3 separate regions of the Mus musculus genome follow, and all the other regions are linked to region 3. A link is a loop called in an ENCODE intact Hi-C map of the cell type or tissue named here. Cell type or tissue: heart. All regions are shown on one strand.

What was found. Peaks named below come from ENCODE experiments on the same cell type or tissue, not always from the same donor. Only the 100,000 strongest peaks of a DNase experiment are listed, where the experiment ranks them.
Region 1: a loop joins it to region 3, with 5 times the contacts of the local background. A loop is called at or near these places in 2 of 42 quality-filtered maps.
Region 2: a loop joins it to region 3, with 2.5 times the contacts of the local background. A loop is called at or near these places in 2 of 42 quality-filtered maps.

Annotation. Positions count from the first base shown.
Region 1 is chr13:55,257,331-55,259,830 of GRCm38, reverse strand. All of the region lies in intron 5 of Nsd1 (nuclear receptor-binding SET-domain protein 1), which reads right to left. Among named protein-coding and RNA genes, the nearest start is that of Nsd1, 49 kb to the right of the region's middle. In heart, a CTCF peak has its summit at 976 (motif pointing right); no DNase peak of the experiment used is centred here.
Region 2 is chr13:55,287,990-55,290,489 of GRCm38, reverse strand. Nsd1 (nuclear receptor-binding SET-domain protein 1) reads right to left here. Exons shown (of 23, transcript NM_008739.3): 13 at 235-435. Among named protein-coding and RNA genes, the nearest start is that of Rab24, 33 kb to the left of the region's middle. In heart, a CTCF peak has its summit at 1,432 (motif pointing left); no DNase peak of the experiment used is centred here.
Region 3 is chr13:55,181,619-55,184,118 of GRCm38, reverse strand. No RefSeq gene overlaps it. Among named protein-coding and RNA genes, the nearest start is that of Nsd1, 27 kb to the left of the region's middle. In heart, a CTCF peak has its summit at 1,318; a DNase peak (open chromatin) is centred at 1,348; H3K4me3 peaks cover 749 bases; H3K27ac peaks cover 745 bases.

The sequences.
Region 1 (2,500 bases), 76 kb before region 3:
GCAAACATCTGATATTCTTCTTGATAAGAAACCCTTTTGGGAGCCGGGTGTGGTGGCGCACGACTTTAATCCCAGCACTTTGGAGGTAGAGGCAGGAGGATTTCTGAGTTCGAGGCCAGCCTGGTCTACAGAGTGAGTTCCAGGACAGCCAGAGCTATACAGAGAAACCCTGTCTCGAAAAAACTAAAAATAAAACAAACAAACAAACAAACAAAAAGACAGAATTTTTCTTACTGTTTTATGTTACATAATATATACCTATAAATGAACCAAAGTAGAGAAATTGCCCAACCAATGTAGCAAAGTTGTCTCACGTTCCTGCTGCCACGATGATGTTCTGTCTACAATGAACCATGCATGCTAACCATTGAAGCTGTGTCTTGGTTAAACATGCCTAGGAATAAGTATACACATTCATACTCATAACTTTATGCTCTGAAGCAACTATAATAGATTATAATTTGATAAATTCCCCACTAGACATTCAAGTTTCATAATACTAATAACATTTATTTCTAATGTGAAGGAACATGTTAAGAACATGTTGGGAAACAACATGAATTCACTATTTCCAACTACTTAACACTCAAGGATCTCAAATTCTCAGTTCAACATGCCAAGCAGAAACTGGTATTTCCATTTTATAAATAATGCAACTAAAGCTCAGAAAGGGAAAGTGAGTTTTCAAACTCACTGTTATTAAGTAGGGTAAGCCATGATAAAAATCAGTCTGTCCACTCTACAATCCTTGGGTTCTCTTTACTAAAGAAAGCTCCTGGGTCAGCGCTGGATCCCTCTCACCTAGGTCTCAAAGCTTTCTTGTTCCCTTTCTTTGTGAGGATGCTGTTCCCATTATACAGTAGATATTTGCTTTTCTCATTGAAAATACTCAAGAAAAGCTTCAGTTCTTTAAAAAAAAAAAAAAAAAGATTTATTTATTCATTATGTATACAGCATTCTCCTACATGTATGCCTGAAGACCAGAAGAGGGCACTATTTTTCATTACAGATGGTTGTGAACCACCATGTGGTTGTTGGGAATTGAACTCAGGACCTCTGAGTCATCTCTCCCCCACAGAAGCTTCAGTTCTTTAGCTAAGCACTTCTTTGAGACAAACCAAAAAGCCTGTAGATGCCGAAGATTGGATACTGGATACCTTCAGGTTTCTGCAAATCGCATGCACTACTCCTCATCAAAATCATGTACAACAATACATTAACATTTCTAGGTCTCAGGTTGCCTTGGTAGCACATGCCTTTAGTCACAGTAGAGGCATGCTTCTATAAATTAGTAAAAATGTACTGTAAATTCCAACAACAAAGGTAAACATTAAGCTAATGAAACAATTTTATTCACATTAAGAGATTTTGTAGGAGTTGGTGAGATGGACTGGAGAGATGGCTCAGTGGGTAAGAGCACTGACTACTTTTCCAAAGGTCCTGAGTTCAAATCCAAGCAACCACATGGTGGCTCACAACTACCTGTAATGAGATCTGACGCCCTCTTCTGGCATGCCTGAAGACAGCTACAGTGTACTTAAATGTATAATAATAAAGAAATATTTGGGCCAGAACAAGCAGGAACTGAGTAGCTTGAATTCTATATACATATAGCTCGTTTATAAAATTCCAAACATTTTTAACTAGGTTCTAAATGGGGATAGAATTAAAAGTGATGGTTAGAATGAATTTTAGAAAAATACTGATGGGGGCAATGATGGCTCTCCCAGAGGTACTGAGTTCAAATCCCAGCAACCACATGGTGGCTTACAACCATCTGTAATGGGATCAGATACACTCTTCTGCTGTGTCTGAGGACAGGTACAGTGTACTCATATGCATAAAATAAATAAATCTTAAAAAAAAATACTAATGGAATGCAAGCTTTCCTTTTTCTGTCCTGCTTATAAAATGCTTAATGTAACAATTAAGAAGTACAAGTTAGAGCTGAGATGCATTGTCAAACAGATACCCAATAATCCAGGAAAGGGCTATGAACAATGTATGCTCCTAATTCTAAAGAGACAAAGAAGTATTTTAAGGTTACTGACCATAGGAGATGCTAAATTTTCAAAAACACTAGACATTTAATAAAGGGAAGATTTAACAAATTACAGCAACCAGTAAGAAAAATAACGTATAATTTAATAGTTATCATTAATATGACAGCAAGAAACCACAGGATATATCTGGAAAACAGACTGAACTGCTGAGGGATCCAAAAAGTATTAATTTTCTGTATCTTTTAAATGTTGAATTGTGCCAATATATTACCATGTTTCCTCTTCTAGAAAATTGAAGATTGAGAATTTATCTCAATTGACAGTGCTTGCTGAGCACTGATGAAGCCATGGTTCACCATCCAGCACCATAATACAATGGTACAGTAGCGATTCCTTTAATTCTGGACTCAGAAAAATTAAGAATTCAACGTCATTCTTGGCTATAAAAGAGTTTGAGGGCAGTTTCGGCTGCAAGATACTATGTCTCAACAAAAACA
Region 2 (2,500 bases), 110 kb before region 3:
AGGAGTTGTCTTCAAACAAAATTCTATGATACCGTACTATTTTAAACTGCCAGCTGGAAACTCCATAGTATACCACATGCTAAGACGGAATTCATCATTCCCTAGGCCAAAGCCTTGCTAATTTACCTGAGGCTATGAAGAAATGTTCCAGACTGCACTTGAAAATAACTCCTGCCAAATTAACGCAAGTCTTAGAAATAGATTGGTTTATATTAAAAAAAAAAAAATCCATACCTTTAGAAGCAGATACATTGGCTGGATTAGCAGCATGGCAGGTTATACAAATGTGGAGGGGGCACCTGAAGCCCTTGTTCTGTGTGACAGTCGGTGGGTACTTCTGGACACACTCTTCATGGTAAAATTTCCCACATAAGGGTAGAAGGCACCTTTTCACATCTTCTCCACTCTGCTTACATACAAAACAGGTATGGATTCCTGGGAAAAAGAAAAGGCAACAAATTAATACTTTTACAAGATGCTATCCCAATCTAGGCATTCTGTGTTAGTGAAGAGCTTTATAAAATTTACCAAACTGAAAAACCTACCCTAACAAATGAACAACTTTAGTATCTTACTTAATAAGTGCACAATCTGATCAGATACATGCTTATTGGTATGACGTAACAGGATGTCTAGTATACCATCTACCAAGCATTCCTATTAAAAGAGAAACAATTTTCGTCAAGCCCAGGCTCTAGATGCAACTATATCGTAGGAGATACAGGAAACAAGCAGATGCCTAGAGGTCCCAGTAGGCATAAGTGTTTCTCTATCCTGATGACTTATATAGTAGAGAATTAACACCCATAAAATTGTTCTCTTGACTTCCATACAGGGATTGTGGCACATGTATGCACTGAACGAATGAATAAATTTTAAAATTTTATATATGTGAATATACACAGTCACTGTCACACCAGAAGAGGGTATCAGATCCCATTACAGATAATTGTATGTGGTTGCTGGGGATTGGACTCAGGACCTCTGGAAGAGCAGTCAATGCTTTTAACTGCTGTGCCATCTCGTCAGTCCTCAATAAATTTTTTGAAGACAGAAAACAGAGGAACAAGTTAGAGGAACATATTAAACATGCAACCAATCAAATTTAGAGGGTAGAAAATTCAACAGGACAGTCAAAGCTTCAGCAAATAAATGACCAAAAAACCAAAACCAACCAAACCAAACAAACGAAAACACGGCAAGATGAGGACTACAAATGCCAAGTAAGAGATAAAATACTAAAACTGTACATAATAGGCACACTTTTTCTTCCCCCCTGTCCTTCCTTCTCTCCCTCCCTTCCTGAGACAGAGTCATCAGATTAACCTACAATTTACTATTTAATAGAAAATAACCTTCAGGGCTGGCGAGATGGCTCGGTGGGTAAGAGCACTGACTGTTCTTCCAAAGGTCCTTAGTTGCAACCACCTGTAATAAGATCTGATGCCCTCTTCTGGCGCATCTGAAAACAGCTACAGATGCTTTAAAAAAAAAAAAAAAAAGAAGCTATGTCTTTTTTGTAAAAAAAAAAAAAAAAAAAAAGAACCTTCAACTCTTAATTTTTTTTTTTTTTTAAAGATTTATTTATTTATTATATGTAAGTACACTGTAGCTGTCTTCAGACACTCCAGAAGAGGGAGTCAGATCTTCTTACAGATGGTTGTGAGCCACCATGTGGTTGCTGGGATTTGAACTCCAGACCTTCGGAAGAGCAGTCGGGTGCTCTTACCCACTGAGCCATCTCACCAGCCCCCAACTCTTAATTTTTTTGCCTTCACTTTCCAAGTGCTGGGATTACAGGCATACTCTACCACACCTGGCTTTGTAGGCTGACGTAAAATGCTATAAACAGATACCTTTGTTTTGGGAAAGGGTGGCCTATACCTTTAAACCCAGTATTTGGGAGGCAGGCAGAGGCAGGTGGACCTCTAAGGTCAATGTCAGCCTGGTCTACAAGGCTTGGTTGTTTTTTTTTGAGACAGGGTTTCTCTGTTTAGCCCTGGCTGTCCTGGAACTCACTTTGTCCTGGAACTCACTTTGTAGACCAGGCTGGCTTCGAACTCAGAAATCCACCTGCCTCTGCCTCCCGAGTGCTGGGATTAAAGGCGTGCGCCATCTTGCCCTGCTTTTTTTTTTTTTTTTTTTTTTTGCAGACTCTCGTCTTGAAAAACAAAAAACGAACTTTAAACATAGCTTTATACACCTTTAATCTCAGCAGTCAGAAAGCGGACAGGTAAATCTGAGGTTTAGCATGGTCTATAAAGTAAGTCTCAAGACAGCCAAGACTACATAGAGAGACCCTGCCTCAAAACAAAACTAAAAAAGTAAACTCTGTCACTGAAAGGACTGACCTTACTTCTACAAGCACCCACAAAAAATCCTCAAGTAGTATCTTACTTTTATTTCTTGTTTGTGCGACAAAATTTCCTAACAAAGCAAGTTATAAAAGAAAGGGTTTATTTTAGCTTACAATTTCAGATTATGGTCTACCATTGCATTC
Region 3 (2,500 bases):
TAGCAAAATTACAGTTATGAAGTAGCAATGGAAATAATTTTATGGTTGGGGTCACCATACCATAAATGAACTGTATTAAAGGGTTGCATGCAGCATTTGGAAGGTTGAGAACCTCTGTTCTAAAGCCTAATATATATGTATATGTGTGTGTGTGTGTGTGTGTGTATATATACATATACATATATATATCATACATAGATACATAGAATATATAAATATGTATACACACATATATACACACATATGCATATACATATGTGTATACACACACATATATGTGTATGTATACACATATATAAACACACACATAACTGTATATATGAGGGAAAGCAAAGGCTTCACCCCTCAGACCAGCCTTTCTACAACAGAGGTACAGACAGTCTCTCCCCCAACCTCTTGTGCAAGCATGTCTCTCCCCACGAAGAACTCTGCTCTGCCAGCTCAGCTGAAGCAGCTTAGCCTCCAGATGCTGGCAGACAGAGGCTGGAGCTGGACTGTGAGCCTAGGATCAGAAGCTGCTGCAGCCTGATTGGGAGCAACCCTGACCAGGTTCACATTCTGGCTGGGTAATCTTGGGCAGGCTGTCTGACTTGTCAGTTGGGAATTTGAATGGACTGTCCGTCACTGGGATGTGGTAAGAATTCTCAGTAGATCTCTGAGTCACCTAAAGATACTACTATGAGCCGGGCGTGGTAGTGCACGCCTTTAATCCCAGCACTCGGGAGGCAGAGGCAGGCAGATTTCTGAGTTCGAGGCCAGCCTGGTCTACAGAGTGAGTTCCAGGAGACAGCCAGGGCTACACAGAGAAACCCTGTCTCGAAAAACGAAAAAAAAAAAAAAAAGACACTAAAACAAACCATTTATTTAATTCTTTTAGGGGAGTGTGCACCAGTGTAGGTCAGAGGGCAGCTTTCAGGAGTCTGATCTGTCCCTCCAATGTGTGGGTTCCAGTGACTCAACTCAGATCATCAGATTTGGCGGTGAGCATCTTTACCTGATAAGCCAGCCCTCCTTTAGCTCCTGCTTATTAATTATTATTATTATTTTATGTGCATTGGTATGTCCGGGTAAGGGTATCAAATCTTTTTTTTTTTAATTTCTTTTCTTTTTTTTTTGGGGGGGGGTATCAAATCTTGGAGTTACAGACAATTGTGAGCTGCCATGTGGGTGCTGGGAATTGAACCCAGGTCCTCTGGAAGAGCACTCATTGCTTTTAGTCACTGTCTCCAGCCCCACTTAGTTTTTCTATTTTTGCTGACTCAGAGGAGCAGGGCCTCCCTGATGCACTGTCACCCCCATGTGACTAAGCACGGGAATTACATAGAGGAGTTCTCAGGGAGGGAAGGAGCCCTGGACTCCTTCACTGCAAGCCTGGGCTTCCTGGCCCTCGTCACTTCTCTGTCTGGCGTCTCCCGGGCTCCCAAACCCTGAGCTGTCAACGTCTGAGAAGAGAGTAGCTTGCTTCTGGGCTCAGGGCATTTGTTGTGCCTTTTAGGACTCTAGAATGTAGTGGCTCCTTCGTACGCTTTCAAGGCCCCTTATAAAAACTAGGTTTGGCTCGGCCTTAGCGCCATCTTCTTTGAAACTCCTGCGCCACGAGAGGGAAGTGGCGGAAGAAGAGAATGCGAATGAATGCGCAGGCTGAGGCGCAAGAGAAGAGAAGAAAGAAGAGGCAGAGGTCCAAGTAAATTAGCTTGTGCACCCACGAAGCCTGCAGGAGCAGAGAGGTAAGGGATGCCGAAGGCCAGGACACCGGAACAAGTTGTTGATCTGTATGCTGCTGTCGGTAGTAAGTCTCAGTGGACCTGGAACGTGATCTGGCCGAGATCACCTGGGAAAATGACTGCCTTTCTTATAACCCAAACAGTCCGGCTGGCTCTCTGCCCTGGACCTTTGGCATTCTGGACTAGGTCTGTTCTCACTTGTGGCCAAGTGTAACTCGTGTACAATAGATACTCTTGCTGTCAGCTGAAGAATCATAAATAAATAAATAAATAAATAAATAAATAAATAAATAAGAAAGGAAAAACAAAACAAAACAAAAAAACTAGGTCTGGAGGTGCAAGCCTGTAAGCTTGGTGGTGGAAAGTGAAGAGACTCCGAAGTTCAAGGTCAGCTAGGTGTGGGGGTGCACACTTTCTGGCATTTGGGAGGCGGGGTCAGGCCTATCTCTGTGGTTTGAGGCCAGGGGGGACTACATAGTAGGACTAACTCAAATAGAAGTTCCAGGTTATTCTTGGTTACATTGTGACTTTAGGGGCAACCTGGGCTATAAGAGAGTCTATCTTAAAAACAAATTGACTGGGCTGGTGAGATGGCTCAGTGGGTAAGAGCACCCGACTGCTCTTCCGAAGGTCCTGAGTTCAAATCCCAGCAACCACATGGTGGCTCACAACCATCCCTAACGAGATCTGACTCCCTCTTCTGGTGTGTCTGAAGACAGCTACAGTATACTTACATATAATAATAAATAAATCTTAAAAAAAAAAAACAAATTGAC